2 separate regions of the Homo sapiens genome follow, and region 2 is linked to region 1. Evidence: chromatin loops called from intact Hi-C (ENCODE). Cell type or tissue: mammary epithelial cell. All regions are shown on one strand. Links, peaks and the distances in the headings refer to the core of each region. The heading gives the core; the rest is flanking DNA.

Region 1 (8,275 bases), core at 1,906-6,905:
TAAGGTGGGGATAAATGTCTAACTTTGGTCATTGGAAAGGTTAAATGAGAACATATGTAAACCATTGAGTCTACCTGGCACTTAGTAGGTGCTTAATATGTGTTTGGGGCAGTTCTTCATTAATGAAGAACTGTGTTTAGCTTGCTGACTCTGGAACCCGTTGAGACTAGCAGCAAGACCAAAACCAACAACCAAGGTCCAAGGAAAGACGAGAAAATTAAGCATGAAAATTTATATAGAGGGGTTAAGGAGTTACAAGAGTAATGTAATAAGAATTTATGTGGCTCTTCCTACTTAAGGGAAAGGGAAGGGAGTGGCCATTCTTGCCATCAGTCTCTGTTGGCTTGCTGGAGATTGAGGATACCTATATATTTTGGAAAATGCTTTAGCATATCAGAAGGTTATCTGCAAAGGGTTGAGAATGAAAATGGCATTAGGCTTTTCTTTCACTTACATCATTGAATAGCAGAAGACAGTGGGCATAGCTTACTTAGTTCTTAGAGAAGAGAGTTGTGACCAGGATTGTAAGCTGTGGAATTTATGCAAGAGCTTCAGACTTAGACTAAGATGGAGAGTTAATCACTTACGTAATCCTTTCAGAAACTTTCTTTGAAGTATTGTGATCACACCACAAAATTAAGGATTCAGGTGTAGTTAGGTTTGATTAATTGCTTTGACAAAGTTAGGAGCTTAGTACAATCTTTATTGTGCCTAGTGGGAAAGGGAAAGTTTTACTATTGGCATGTTGAAGGGCTTGCATTGTTTTAGGGGGATCTTACACTTTATTTATTCTTTCCCAGACAGGGTCTCACTCTGTTGCACAGACATAGCTCATTGCAGCCTTTACATCCCAGGCTCAGATGAGCCTCCCACCTCAGCCTCCCAAATAGCTGGCTCTACAGCGGATGCCACCACACCCAGCTAATTTTTTTGTATTTTTTTTGTGGAGATGAGGTCTCAGTATATTGCCTAGGCTTGTCTCAAACTCTTGGGCTCAAGTGATCCTCCCACCTCAGCCTCCCAAAGTGCTGGGATTACAGGTATGAGCCACCAAACTCCATGTATATCTAATGTTTAGCTTGGGTGGAAGCCTCAAAATAAAGTGACTTAGCAAGTGTTGTATTTTGCTTTGAACACATTTAAGTCGGGATTTGCCTTTCCTCTTTGTCTTCTGTTGACAGCAGCTTTCCTGGGTTTCCCTCATCTCCAGTAATCAATCTTTCTATACCTATTCAGTGTAACTTCTTCTGTAGCTGCAAAGTTTTCAGAATTATCTTCAGGAAAAATGGAGGTTTTAGGAAAAACATACAATTTTTAAGAAATCATTTTATTGCTTTGCTACAGTTCTGGAAGCTATAGATTGTTTAATTTATTGTCCTTATAACAGTGTTTGATTTTTTAACTTTTGGCATTTTAACTTGTTGAATTTTTAAGAGACTTGCTTTGATTTTGTCATTGTGTAAGAAGCAAGTAAGTCTTCAAATAGAAGCAATGTTTAATTAACATTTTAACGTAAAACATTTTCTACATAATACCTGCCACAATGTCAAATGAGTTTGGAAAATACCCTTTTAACCTAAAGGCATTCTGGGAACAAGAAAAGCCTTAAGTGTTTTGAATGGAGGAGTTTTATTTAATTAAGATTTCTAATGGAAAGAGCAAATTTGTAATCTGATACCTATAATTTTATTTTATATTTTATTGTTTCTAAGAATAATTTTTGTTTTACTAGAGATGGGGTAGTGATAATTGCATCCTACCCTTTCTTTTTTTTTTGAGATGGAATCTTGCTCTGTCGCCCAGGCTGGAGTGCATGCAGTGGCACGATCTTGGCTCACTGCAGCCTCCGCCTCCTGGGTTCAAGTCGATCTTGGCTCACTGCAGCCTCCGCCTCCCAGGTTCAAGTGATTCTTCTGCCTCAGCCTCCCAAGTAGCTGGGATTACAGGCACACGCCACCATGCCCGGCTAATTTTTGTATTTACTTAGTAGAGACAAAGTATCACCATGTTGGCCAGGATGGTCTTGAACTCCTGACCTCAGGTGATCCACCTGCCTTGGCCTCCCAAAGTGCTGTGATTACAGGCGTGAGCCACCACGCCCAGCTGTTTTTTGTTGTTGTTGTTTTTTACTAAATTAAGAATAAACATGTTTTACTTTTTGCTCATTTTGACTGTTTTCACAGTTGTTAATCAGACTAATCTTTATAAAGCAGTTTATTGTCCCCTTTGGAGAAAATACAGCTAAAAATCACCAGTATCCTCATATAGGTAACTGATTCATTGGTCTGATGTTGTAGCCCTCTTGGTTTCTCACCCCGTCCCTCACGTCTGTGTTCTATTTGTAACTTCATTTACAATATATTATGATTTTTTTCCATATCTGACTACATTTCTCCATTTTAAACTTTTATAAGTAATTTATAAAAGGAAACAAAGATTACCACGTGGAATTGAGAATAAAAGTTTATCTTTCTACTGTTAAGTATGCTAAGGTGGTAAAGCAATGGCTGAATGCTCTGAAATTACTAAGACAACATTAAAGGCTGATTCTAAAATGTTTTTGTTTAGATTGACATCTACTTAAACTATATACCAAACTGGGCTTGGGACGTAGGCTTTAGAAAGTGTAGGTAATAGTGCATTCTTGCTAAGTTTTGGATTTTTGCCAGTTTTGGATTCTATGGGCTTGTCTTAAGGTACTTCTGTGAACTTTTCAGCTTTTTGTAAAACTAGTGTAAATATTCTACCTAGTTGAGAATTAAGGTTTATTGTGCTAAAAATTAAATGGTGGTTGATTCTTGGCAGACATGTTTGATCACCTTTGCAAGGTTAAGGCATCTTTTGGAGTGTGTTTCTTGGAATCTACAAATTCTGAGTCTGTGACTAATTGATGACTTGGCAATTAAATCAGGTCTCAGCTGAAAACTTAAATATTCTGGAATATGTACCATCCATGATACACATAAATTACCCATCTCAATCTAGACAAAAGCCAGTTGAGGCTGGAAACAGTCCAGTTTTACAGCTCAACAACTGGTGGAGCCGGGGTCTGAATCCAAGTGTAGATGACTCTAGAATGCTTCCACTTTTCTGACTTAATTAAGTAGAGGGGCCTGTCCATAGATCAGTGGTTTTCAGAGTGTGCTGTAAGGCTCTGTACAGATCTTTTGGAGTTTGGTAAACAGTGAAATATCTTTTGCTTGAGAAATAATCAGTCATCTTTTTGTTGTATACATTTTGGTTCTGTTTGGAAGAGTTTCTCTATATGAAATTTTCTTCTCTAGGGAAATTTAAGACCTGTCGAATGAAAAAATATTAGAAAATAAAAATATAGACTGGGCACAGTGGCTCAGCACTTTGGGAGGCCAAGGCAGGCTGATGGCTTTAGCCCAGGAGTTCGAGACCAGCCTGGGCAACATGGGGACTCCCTATCTTTACAAAGAAAATTAACGAGAGTGGTGGTGCCAGCCTGTGGTCTTAGCTACTGGGGAGATTGAGGTGGGAGGATTGCTCGAGCCCAGAAGACCGAGGCTGCGGTGAGTGGAGATTGTGCCACTGCACTCAGACCTGGGCAACAGAGTGAGACCCTGTCTCAAAAAAAAGGAAAAAAAGTAGTTGTGGGGCTGACTGTGTCTATTTTCAATTATATTTCTTTTCCTAATGCTGTTTTGTGTAGCCTGTATTGTAAAACGAGGTTGAGGTGATTGAACACACTTAATAGAGTGAGGAAGTGGTTAGAGTTAAAATTTCCTGCTGAAAGTGGGTAATCTGCAATTCCTTGCATTGGGTTCACTCCTCACTGCCAACTCTTGCTGCATTTTGAGGCTGCCCTAAGCATGATGTAATGACAGGTTAAACCTCTGCACGCACTAGCTGATGCAATGCAAATCTGAGGCGCAGGACTTTATTGGGGCAAGGGTAGTGCTTGTTTAAAAACAAAACAAGCTACTCTGCGTTTAATGAGGCCATTTAAGATGGCTTTCCCAGAGTGGGAAGAGAGTATAATCTCTTAGGAGGTTTAAGTAGGAGTTTAATGTGGCAGAAGTGTGCTTACTACTTTTCCTGCAAAGTCTTTTCACAGTGGGTAAGGAGAGTTTAAAATATAGTGCTGATAGGAGTAGAAATGAAGTGAGCTAGAATTGAGGAAATATGGTAGTTGATGCCCGGTAAATAGCCGTTGAATGAATTAGGGAGAATGTTTTCACTCTAAAAATTTAGAGTTCGCACGATAAACCTGGAGCGTAGCGCCAGTGTGGCCACGCATTTCCCAGATACGCTGTAGCTCTTAGATCGAAACCATAAGAAACTGCCGATATTCGACTGTTCTGACCTACCGAAAATAGCGTGGTTCCACCTAATTTTAAACTGGTGGAAATGCTGAGGAAGGTTCGATGTCGCTGGGGTGGGATGGGGTCAACGGCGGGGTGGCGGGGGCTCCCCCACGCCCCCGGCCTTTGGCTGGGGGGCGGGGCTTGCGGGCACGGCCCCACCCTTGCGCGAGCAAGACGGGCATCGCCCTGTGCGCCGCGCGCCCTGAACTGGCCCTGGCGCCCCGGGTTGGAGTAGGCGTTCCCAACGCAGGCCCAGCCCCGGCCGAGGCTCCAAATGGCTCTCCCGGCAGGCAGGCTCCTGCAGTAACTCTTGAGCTGGCTCAGGGAGCGCACTTCCTTCTCAGCCAGCGCGTCGCCCCCTGCATCCGTGGCCTCCACTGGAGCTGGGCAGGACCCTACCCAGTGAATCTGGAGAAAACAAACTTGGGAGACAGACGAAAGCTTAGGGCACATTGGAGGACAGCGCAGCTGTGGCTCCCATTTTTGGAGATGCAGTCGAATTTGAGCTCACAGGGAGGTGTGGTTGCCTCCTGGGGATGGAAAGGCTTCCTTTCTCCACCTCTGTAACTGGTGCTTCTGAGAAGTAAATGGTATTTGGATCCTGACCTCAGACGCGAATTTGGGTCTTCTGTGCTTAGGAGCAGAAAGAGCCCAGGAGGGGCCTGTTCCTTTACTTCTTGGGGGAAACGCAATGCGTGGCCTGACTTCTCATGACGGGAAAGGCTACTCCACCTTCTCTGTACTCCTGGAGGGGAGTCTTGTTCACATGTTTACCAGCGGCCAGGACAAGGAAGAGAAAAGGTATTGACATTAAGAGGATGGTTTGCTGAGGCTGTGAAACTTGAACGCTATTAGTCAGTGGAACCTGCCTGGCTTAGGGAATGGCTGCAGCAGAATCGAGACGTTTCCGAGGTTCTCAGTCATGTTTCATTTGGGCTGCTGTTCTTTTTTCTGTTTAAATCAAACTTCAGGTTACGTCATGACTTCTGCAGGGCTGTCCTTGGTTCCTACTGCAGGGCGCCTGTGTGGTTGGGATTCCTTTTCTGTTTCAAGATGGAGCTGGGTTCCACCCTTGGAGCTTTGAGAGGCTTTAGCAGTTGCTGTCCTGTAATACCTCCGTTCCCAAGAAATACCGTTCACATTTCGCTTCTTTTTCACACTTTGAATAGGAGTTAAAATGTGCTTTCTGTAGTGTTTGGAAAATGGCAAAGATATATTGTAATGTGAGCCCGAACTGTTGTTGATAAATGTATAACTATTGCTAGGTCAAGAAATTGTGAACAACAGTGTTTTGCTTGGTCCGTAGCTATATTGTGTTAAATATAAACTGAGTTTACTGCCCTTGGATGTGATTCTTTGGTTTGATTTAGTAATTTGAAAGGCATTGGTTGACTAGACTGTTTTTTGCCCAAGGAACCACTTTGTAATTGTTACGCTGCTTACTGAAGTAAACTGGACCATGCAGTAGGCATACAGCATACAGCCAGGGTGTTTTGGCAATGCTGAGCCCACTGTTTTACAAGTGACATAAAATGGATGTCATATGTACAAAGAATCTACTGAGAGGGAAACTGGATTACAGGAGAGCTCCCTTATAGTCCTTTGTCAGGGGACAGAATACCTGGGTCACACTGGGCTTCAGATTGAGAGTTGATTCATGTTCTGAGTCCATATGATGAGACACATTACGATGGAATTGTCACTTTTGTTGCCTCTGGAACTTTAAAATACCCGTTTAGTGACGTGGAATTAATCTTTATTTTTTCCGTCACCCTCAGCCCTCATTTAAGCTATCAGTTGGTAACCACTTGGGTAATCTAAACCTAAGTTGCATTTATTTGGTCACATTGGTAACCAACATTGCTTCTTAAAAGTTCCTTGCAACAGAATGACTATAATTGAGATAAAACATTAATTTTGAGGCTTTAATTTTGTAATATGGATTAGTGGCCGGGCGCAGTGGCTCATGCCTGTAATCCCAGCACTTTGGGAGGCCGAGGCGGGTGGATCACGAGGTCAGGAGTTCGAGACCAGCCATGGTGAAACCCCGTCTCTACTAAAAATACAAAAATTAGTCGGGCATGGTGGCGGGCCCCTGTAATCCCAGCTACTTGGGAGGCTGAGGCAGGAGAATTGCTTGAACCTGGGAGGCAGAGGTTGCAGTGAGCCGAGATCGCGCCATTGCACTCCAGCCTGGGCAACGAGCAAAACTCCATCTCAAAAAAAAAAAAAAAAAAAAAAAAAAAAGATTATGGCTTAGTAGAGTTACTAGGAGTGCAGTCTTAGGACATTGACTGATCTTTTTTTTCACCCCCAAGACAAATAGTGGCCTGCCATTTTCCAGCCCAGGTAGCTTCCTGGGAAAAGTTGCTTGTTTTATCTTTGACTCAGCCTGGCTAGTTACATTGTCGATTATTTCTTCCAGATGATATTTACCTGTTAAATAATGTTTATTACTCTGCTGATGAATGTTTTCAGCAACGCTGGAGAACCCTAGGCTGCAAGGGGTTCTTCACCTGTTGACTCCATCCCCCACCCCCAGTATGGCATATATCTCTGCCGTGCTATCATCTTTATTCTTTCCTTTTTCATTGTCTCTTCCTGACTGTCCTCCTTTGTTCATTATGTCTGACACATATTGTGGATTGAAAGTAGAACAGAAAGATATACTTTCTCTACCAGACTAAAAAGTTTTGAGATGGCCCTCCATTTCTCCCATGCCTCACTTCACCTTAGTTGTGTTTTTATTTATTTTTATATTTTCGCCACCTTCACTAGCGAGTACATCCCCTCACTCTTGAGGTGGGCACTGATCAGTAGGAAATAAGATTAATACCTGGCTGGTGATAATTTGGGGGGAAGACTTAATTAGATAGAGATGGATAATGGGATGGCAGCAGACCTTTCCCCTTGTGACCCTTCCCCTCATTTCCAAAATACACCTCTAGAGTAGATAATTGCTTACCATTAAGAAGAGTTAATGGAAGGTGATACTCTGATTCTTTGGCATTGGAACTACATTCAATCCGCGGTATCCTCGGATTAGTTCTAGGACCCCCTTCTCCATACCAAAACCTGAGGATGCTCAAGTCCCTGATAGAAAATGGTGTCATATTTGTATGTGCATATTCTCTTGTATAATTTAAGTGATCTCTGGATTACTTAATACAATGTAAACAATATGTAAATAGTTGTTATAGACTGTATTTTAAAAATTTTGTATTCTTTATAAATTTTTCTGAATATTTTCAATCCATGGCTGGTGAAGTCCTCGGATGCAGACCGTGTGGATACAGAGTGCCGATTTTATACAGGAGTTCACCTGTAACTCCCTGTACCTATCAACAGCTGACTCCAAATTAGAAAGAAATAGAGTAAGGGAGCCTCAGGGAGAGTCCTAGCAAAACGGATTCGATTAAACTTCAGTTCCTTGTATAGTTTCTTTAGTTGTTTATGGTCCATTTTCTATTTTAGCATTTATTATTCTATGTAGTCTATCCAAAGACGATTAAGGGAGTTCCACATGTTTTCCGGAACATTTTGAAAAGAGAGCTTATCCAGTGTACAGATCCTAATAAAGTGCACATTCAGTGTAATTTTATTTTTTTAATATCTTTTTTAATCCTATTTTTCTTCCTCTTTTGCTCAGTAAATTTTGTATGAAACTTTAAAAGGACTTATGGCATGTAAACATTATTTATAAAGTAAGTCATGGTTATAATTATTTTTCTCCTGCCTCCTTATGTATTTATTTCAGAAATGAGCCGTCAGACTGCTACAGCATTACCTACCGGTACCTCGAAGTGTCCACCATCCCAGAGGGTGCCTGCCCTGACTGGCACAACTGCATCCAACAATGACTTGGCGAGTCTTTTTGAGTGTCCAGTCTGCTTTGACTATGTGTTACCGCCCATTCTTCAATGTCAGAGTGGCCATCTTGTTTG
Region 2 (8,275 bases), core at 1,738-6,737, 180 kb before region 1:
TCTTGTATTAAAACTTCTATTTCAATTCTTTGTGCTTTAGTGCAAGTGCTGTCTTTATAGACTAAAAATGACATTAAAAAAATTATTTTTTTTTTTTTTGAGACAAGGTCTTCCTCTGTCACCGAGGCTGGAATGCAGTGGCGTGATTTCGGCTCACTGCAACCTTTGCCCCACTGGGCTTCAGCGATCCTCCCACCTTAGCCTCCCGAGGAGCTGGGACCACAGGCGCATACCACCATGCCCAGCTCTTTTTTTGTATTTTTAGTAGAGACAGGGTCTTACCATGTTGCCCAGGCTGGTCTGAAACTCCTGAGCTCAAGGAATCCGCCTTCCTCAGCCTCCCAAAGTGTTGGGATTATAGGCATGAGCCACCATGCCTGGCCAAAATTTTTTTTTTAAGCCTTAAATTTAGTGCTGGTTTCATATATTTGGAAGCTAATGTAGCAAGCATCCCGGATTTTCAACTATAGTCCTTTCAGTTTTCATCCTAGGAAAAGACAGGAGCCAAACTTTTTTTGTGGGTTTATTTTTATTGATTTATTTTTTTTGAGATGGAATTTCACTCTTGTTGCCCAGGTTGGAGTACAATGGCGCGATCTTGGCTCACTGCAACCTCCGCCTCCCAGGTTCAAGTAATTCTCCTGCCTCAGCCTCCCAAGTAGCTGGGATTACAGGTGCACGCCACCATGCCTGGCTAATTTTTTGTATTTTTTTTTTTTAGCAGAAACGGGATTTTGCCATGTTAGCCAGGCTGGTCTCGAACTCCTGACCTCAGGTGATCCACCCGCTTCGGCCTCCTAAAGTGCTGGGATTACAGGCGTGAGCCACTGCGCCCAGCCTTTTTGTAGGTTTAAAAAGACAAAGCCGGGTTTGGTGGCTCACGCCTGTAATCCCAGCACTTTGTGAGGCCGAGGCAGGTAGATAACTTGAGGTCAGGAGTTCGAGACCATCCTGGCCAACATGGTGAAACCCTGGCTCTACTAAAAATGCAAAAATTAGCTGGGTGTGGTGGTGCGTGCCTGTAATCCCAGCTGCTTGGGAGGCTGAGGCAGGAGAATCACTTGAACCTGGGAGGCGGAGGTTGCAGTGAGCCGAGATCGTGCCACTACACTCCAGCCTGGGTTACAGAGCAAGACTCTGTCTCAAAAACAAACAAAAAAACAAAGCTAGTTTTCCAAGCTGGTGGTCACTTACTGGCGAATACTACTTAGGTTCATCATGTATGTGTGAGAGCTCTCCCTCTGAATCACGAGTGCCTGATGGGGTCATTTTGTATGTGTGAGTGTCTTTTTACATTCACTTTCTAAAGTCATTTGCTTTGAACATGTTATGCTTATATTAATTTCCTTACTGCTTAGGAATCACTGCCTGGGGGAACTGACCATTACTTTCTACCTTCACTGAATGGAAAAGCCAGTATTCAATATTTATCTGAAAATGATTTGGTAGTTTAGGTTTTCTTTGTTGTAGTTGGGGTTTGTTTTGTTTTTAGGACACCTTGTTAGTGGTTGTTTCTGTTTTCATAATTCTTAGGTAACAGACATTAACTAAAGATTCCTGTGAACCTAACAGGGAGATCATATGACCCCATGACTGATGTTTACTCTTTTTAAAAACTAAACCAGGCTGCACTTCTGTGCATTCCCAGCTGGTATTTGCATGGGGGTGTGATGGGGGGTCTAAGCTGAGAGGAAGACACACAGCTCTCTCAGCATTTTTAGGCAGTCACACTTTCCAGCTGATCTTTTCCATTTGCAACAGGAACCACTGGGAGCTGTAGGTTTGGATTCAGTGGTAGGTGGTGATGGGTTTCTTTTTTTACATGGTGGTCTCTTCTACCTAGGAGACCACTACAATTTCAACTCCCTGGTCTTGTGAATCATTTCTCTTTTGAGCCTTTGGGTTTTATGACACAGACGAGGACTTAATTCCCAAATGCCATGCTTTTCTACCCACATGAAGAGAATGGCAGCCATTTTCCACACCTGCTGTGCTCATCAGTCCATCTCATTTTGCTTCCCCACATCTGAACTTGGAAATCCCCTGCTGGGCTTCAGGCCCGAGGCCTGTGTCAGAGCATCAATCAGGTCCGCGGGTCAGAGTTACCAGAAGGAGAGTCCTCTGCTTGCTCCTGCTCCTTGAGCAACCTGGCACGGGGTCTGTCCTGCCTGCCTTTTCACTCTCACTTGGTGGCTCTTTGTGGAGCGGCTCAGAAATCGGTTAAGAAGTTGGGAATCACTTCCATCACAGAGGGGCTGTTGAAGTTAGTTGAGCTTTTGAAGTTGGGGAAACTTCAGCTAGCCTCATTTCTCGCCTGCAGGCCGAGTCCAGTGGGAGGCTTTTGAGCGATACAGATGCCCTCCCTGTACACACATACTCGCACATACCCATGTGCATACAAGTGTGGGCACCCACCCACACCTCATCTAGACTGAGTCGGTGGGGACTGCCACTCTCCCCAAAAGGAGTCTCTTCTAATTTCTATTAATCAGGGTCCTGCACAAAATCAAAATCTTCAGAAGAGTAAGACACTGTTAAACCTTTTGAAAGCTCCCAAGGGTACCCTGGTTAGAGCCAAACAGCTGGATGGGGTCAGTCCTCACAGCAGAAGACCTGGGAGGGTGGTGCTCCCTCATAGAGCGCATTGATTCCCTGGCACGCCTTGAGGTGATGTCAGTGAAATCCCCGCAGGCTCCTCTGTGGGTGTCTCATGGCACCATCTCCACCTCAGTCTTGCATCCTGCCTTTGGAAGCCAGGGAGCGGCATCCTGAGCCTCAAGGCCTGCCGCAGGTACCTTCTAAAATAGCTCTATGATTTTTTGTTTACTTATAACCCAACTCACCAGGACTCACTTCCATTCACAGAGATATGCAGCCCCTACTCAGTGCCCTGCCAAATGTGGGCATGTTTGACCCCAGCTTCAGAGTCCCTGGCACCCAGGCAGCCAGCACCAGCCACCAGCCTCCGACCCGGATTCAGGGAGCCCCTTCAAGCCACTGGCTCCCTCAGCAGCCCCACTTCCCACTGCTGCCAGCCCTCCCCAGTCTCCAGCAGAACCTGCCCATGCCAGCTCAGAGATCTTCTGCAGAAACCAACGAGCTGAGGGAAGCCCTTCTGAAGATCTTCCCTGACTCAGAGCAAAGACTGAAAATAGACCAGATCTTGGTGGCCCACCCATACATGAAAGATCTAAATGCGCTTTCTGCCATGGTGTTGGATTGAAGATTGTGCTGAGCGCTGAGCTTGCGCTCAGGGCTGGCTGATCAAACTCAAGCTCACACCTGTACCTGATGGGAATGAACATAATGTGAAGAAACTTATTTCCCAGTGTAAACGCAGTTGTACAGAAAAAAAATGTTTTGGGTATAAATCTGGGTTTTCAAAACCAGCTTTTTTCTATATATAAATTATGCTGCTATTACAGATTTAACATTTTCTGTTAAAGGAAAGTCTACATTTTCTGCCTGTTCAGAACTGTTTAATAGCAGTTACTCTTGAGTGTATTTACCTTTTTATGTTTTTTAAACTATTTTCCTTAAAGCCGAAAATATTGACAAATGGATATGGTTAGCCTTTATAAATAAATAAAAAAAAAAGTGTTGCTTTCTTAAGGAAAGCAAGACGTCTTAAAGTATATTTTCTTGAGATGAGTATGTCCCATCACTACCATGAAGTGTGCTCACCCTTCCAGCCTCCTCTGCCCTCACCCCCGGAGTTAAAGTGGGTAAGAGTTGGTTTGTTCTGCAGTCTTTGGTTGGAGTGTTGTGAAAGTGGACCCGCGGTGCCACTAGATGGCACTTGGTGCCTAGCCATGGTGAATGACCAGGGCGAAGTTAGTCTCACAGAATACCAGGGCTAGAAGACATCGTGGAGCCCATGGAGTCCCACCCTCCTTCCCCCTTCCACCCTGCGCAAAAGGGGACGGCCCAGTGTGCACGCCGTCCGGCCATGCCCACAGCCACAGCCACAGCTGAGGAGTGGCCGGGCAGGCAGCAGGCTCCCCAGCCAGGGCTTGACACGCCCACAGTCAGGGGCCTCCACATGCCTGGCCTGGCTCTGGAAGTCACGTCTTAGCTTCTGAACACCGTAGCGGGTTATGAGGAAGTTTAATGAAGAGCCCGGTCACTGTGGCCATCTTGTGTCCCCAACTGCAGGAGACGCCCTGATGTGGAGTTTGTACAGCTTTGCCAAAAAATGGTTTTCTATTCTCAAAAGTGACCCAAGCCAATAAATAGCATTAGTAGCTTCTGTGGGGGGATCCCAGAGCCCCTGTATTTATTTTCCCTGTGTTTGTCTCTAGTGTCCTCCTAAACAGCCTTTCCTGTGAGTCTTTCTCAGAATTGATATCTTAATATTGTCTGTTCTAGGTGTTGCCCAAATTCAGTGTCAGTGAAGTTCTTTTCCTGGGCAATCTTAACATCTTTACTCTTATTGTCTGGACCTTCAAAGGGCTTTGTATTTTACACCTGCGCCCCCAGGCTGCTCACAGTCGGCTTGCTGCCTGTCCTGCCTGTCCGGATCTTGTCTCCTAGTCCTGAGGAGCGGAGGCTGAGAACTCAGTGCTGGTTTGTAAATGGTGAGGGGACTTGGGGGCATCCCAGAGTGCTCCCTCCAGGCCTGCTTCTTGGTTTTGTTTGATCACTGCGTTCTTCAAGGGATGAATCCAGAGCCCTCCATGAGGCCAAGCTTGTCCTTCAATCATGTTTCCTCTCAGATGCGTCCGTGATGCCTCCTAATGTGGAACTGGTTGTCCATTGTTTGGGCCTATGGCCAAGTCACCCAGCTGTGGAAGCAGAGGTAGAAGACGAGGCCAGCCAGGAGGGCGACTTCAGTCACAGCTCCCATGCCTCAGCTTTGTACCTGTTTTCAAAAGCACAACTGAGGTGTGCGGGCTGGAGCTGTCTTGCAGTGATTCTGGCCTTCTGGCTCATGGTTCAGTCCAGCAGCCTGGCTGACCCACTATTTCTCCTCTGCTTCAGAGGAAACCCAGGAAATGCCCTTACTGCCAGGCTGAGTCTCCACCCATGCTGGTTGGTGCTGGCTAGGCTGAGGGGGCCACCACTTTTCCTGGCTAGAAGCTACTTGACCTTTGATGTTTGAGTTCTGTAAGTCTTCGTGTTCTGACTTACTGCTTCAGAGGGATTGGCCTGTCCCCTTTCCCTTTCTCGGCTATGGGAAGGAAGGATTGCTCATTGGTTGCCTTCATCAGTTACAGCATGAGACGGAATTCATCATTCCTTCCGAAACCCCTGATATTTAATATTTAATATTTAAAAACCCAAATTATCAAACCATTAAGAACTCATTACTGGTTCTCAGCCTCCTCCAGTACTAGCCTCAGTGTGGCTGCTGCATAAGTATCTGTAGCCTGTCTACCTCCTGCAGTGGGGCCGCTCGCCTCTTCCCTGTCTACTGCTCAGGCTCTCCCACTTCGTGGCATCCATGTAAAGTAGGTGGCAGGGCAGAGATGTCACTCTCATTCAACAGGGAGGATGTCTGTTGCTCAGAGAGGTTGTCCTGAGGGGCTGGGTGATTCCTGGGCCTACATTCTTCCCGAGGCTCCAGGCCGCTGTCTCTGGAAGTAAAAGAGCCTTGTCTGACCTTAATGCAAGCAGTCTGTTTGAACCCCTGTAGGCTGCATTCAGGAGACAGAAGGTGTCTGGGCCATCCTGGGCGGCCGGTCAGCGTTGCTAGGCAGGCTCGGCTGTCTGGCCGGGACTTGGGCCTGGGTGGCTTTTGAGACCAGTGAAGAAGGGAGAGCCGGCCTCATGCCGATGCGGCTTGTGGCACGGCTGGGATGTGAGGGAGGACTCAGATCTACACACAGAAACCCCTCTTCTCCCCGCCCTCCCCCAGCTCCTACCTGCCTCCCACGCCTCAGGTGTGGCTGCCTGTGGGACCATCCCCCAACCCCTTTCCTCGCACCTCCTTGTCCTCACCCAGTTCCTGCAGTGTCTCTGACCCACGCCTCCCGCCTCCTGGCCGACTTGCCCAGGAGGTGTCTCTGGCTCACCTCCGTCTGTTCATCACCTTCCTCCCCAGTGTTTCCACTTATCTTGGATGTTTTAGATTGAAACAGCCTGATTCCCGGAAGAATCCTCTTCATTCATTGCTAGTGCTTCCCCTCACCTCCCACTCTCCACTTCCCAGTTTGCAAATGTGGCTTTCGCCCACCAAGTGAAAGCGGACTGAGAGCAGCCCTTGGGGACGGCCCGGTGCCTGGCTGCAAGGCCGCGCTGGGGCTCTGTCTTGGTGCACATGGCTTGACCGGACTTTCCCTGCTTCCCACCACTTCCCTCACTCCCAGACCTCCCTCATTCTTTTTGTCTCTTCTTTTTGCCTAAAGCCAGTCCTTAACACCCTATTCTTCCTCTGCAGGTGGCTTGCAGACTTTTCCCCACCTTTGGGGCTCGTGGTGGTGGAGAGGGCAGCTGGTGTTAAGAATGTAGGTTACCGGGCATGACCCGGCAGATGCTTGCCCAGTAGTTCTGGAGGAAGGCCCGGGAATCTGCAAATGAGCGCATTCCCCAGGCAGTTCCCATGCAGGTGATCCACGGACCACATGTTGAGAAACTGCAGTCACCCTTAGGGCCACACCGTCCCTCTCCTCGCTGTCCCCTCTCTGTAGTGACTGGCCCTGACCTTCAGGAGTGCACTTTCCACTCTACCAGGAAGCCCTATGACATCCTCAGGCTCCCCAGACCTGCAGCTTGCATGGGGCCCCTCCCTTCTTCCACACCCACCCTCCGTATGGTCCCCTGCTCTGCCCTCGTGCTTTGCTGGCCCCTGCCCGCTACTCCCACTCTCAGACACCCAGGGGTGGTGGGCCCTAACTGGCTGGCCCCTCCCAGCGCTGCCCTCTGCCGTCCAGATGCTGCAGTGTGGCCAGATTTACCTTCCAGTAACATACTTCTAGTCACCCCTCCTCCTGCGAAGTGATCTGCAGTGGCTGTTTGACCAGACCACAAAGTTCACATCTCCTGAGCTTAGTGTCCGTGGCTGTCCACCTCCCAGCCATACTTGACTGTCCCCAAACTCTCCCTGCAGCCACATGTTTCCCATGACCTGTGGGCTCTGCAGATGGACCTCTCTCCGCTAGAGATGCCCTTCTCCCAAATGGCTTCCCTCCTGGAAGGCCCAGCCTGAGTCCTCGTCTCCTTTCCAGTGCTTCTGCCAGAAGCATCCCCATGATGTTGTGACCGCACAGCACTTTGTGTCTCGCTTTGAGCACTTGCCACTCTGGCTGGTGCTGCTGCCACTGATTGTGTACTGTCTTGCTGCCCTTTCTAGACTGTGAGCTCCTCGTGGGCAGGGACCGCCTGTGTTCTCTGTATTTCCCACGGCGCCTAGCACAGTGCCTTGCACTTGATAGGTGCTTAATAAATGTCTGCTCAACTGAACTGGAGGACAGTGCCTTCTTGACTGCGGCATCTGGCAGCAGGACCAGTAAGAGGCCGGGAATCCACTGCCCTGCAGTGGGACAGTGGGGTGGGGCTGGGGTCACTCCACTCCCTTCTCCCTCCCCTGCCAGGCTCCAGCACATGGCATCCTGGGCACACAGGTCCGGGGAGGGGTACCTGGCGCAGGCTGCATACTAGATGCACTCAGGCTTCCTGGCCAGGGCCGACAGCCGGCCCAACCTATGCCAGTCCAAGTCACTCCTGGGGAGTTCCTCTGTGGTGGTGGGAATCGTGGGATGCCAGGCCCAGGTCTGTCAGAAGCCATTTTCCACCCTGGGGGAAGTCGACCTGTGGCAGGAAAGAAGCGGCGACGTGAGAGAGGTTCCTGGCAGCATGAGCCTTGGGTTCCTGTTGTCAGGAAAGCCCTTCCTCGGACGTCACCACACCCCAGTATTCTAACACACTTTTTGCTTAAGCTGGTCATTCCAGTTGGATTTACGTCCTTTGAAATCGAGTCTTGAGTAACACGTGTTACTGTCTTTAGCAAGGATTTGCAGATTGTTTAGAAAGGTCCAAAGACCTGCACAAACAGGGCTTCAGGAGTATCCACCCCAGTCAGAAAATGCTGGAAGGGGCCAACTATTTCGGAGTTGAGTAACTTGAAACTCAGGCCTGGTGCCCCTCAGCAGAGAACTCGGCCTGGCTCTCGAGCTGTTCCCTGCTGCCGTGGCTCTGTGCCCATCCCACTGCCTCTTCAGTCCCCTGACGGCAGTTCTTTTCCCCAGTTCCCTAGTTGGGCAAATGCCAGCACTGTTCATTTGGAGTTTGACTTTCTGTATACTTCAGAACTGTAACTAAGCATTATTTTATTATG

The links. A loop is a pair of places that touch in the nucleus more often than their neighbours do. Peaks named below come from ENCODE experiments on the same cell type or tissue, not always from the same donor. Only the 100,000 strongest peaks of a DNase experiment are listed, where the experiment ranks them.
Region 2: it touches region 1 in a loop (4-fold over the local background); 80 of 110 quality-filtered maps call a loop at or near these places.

What each region holds. Positions count from the first base shown.
Region 1 is chr16:48,362,244-48,370,518 of GRCh38, reverse strand. SIAH1 (siah E3 ubiquitin protein ligase 1) reads left to right here. Exons shown (of 2, transcript NM_003031.4): 2 at 8,089-8,275. The coding sequence starts at 8,091. It also overlaps a transcript of LONP2 not described here. Among named protein-coding and RNA genes, the nearest start is that of SIAH1, 19 kb to the left of the region's middle. RefSeq lists a silencer at 4,205-4,634 and an enhancer at 4,342-5,004. In mammary epithelial cell, for the core only: CTCF peaks have their summits at 4,255 and 4,673; DNase peaks (open chromatin) are centred at 3,868 and 4,558; H3K4me3 peaks cover 2,578 bases; H3K27ac peaks cover 3,163 bases.
Region 2 is chr16:48,537,852-48,546,126 of GRCh38, reverse strand. N4BP1 (NEDD4 binding protein 1) reads left to right here. Exons shown (of 7, transcript NM_153029.4): 7 at 2,866-7,401. The coding sequence ends at 3,223. Among named protein-coding and RNA genes, the nearest start is that of N4BP1, 68 kb to the left of the region's middle. RefSeq lists enhancers at 3,505-4,005, 4,006-4,506, 7,054-7,553. In mammary epithelial cell, for the core only: a CTCF peak has its summit at 3,789 (motif pointing right); no DNase peak of the experiment used is centred there.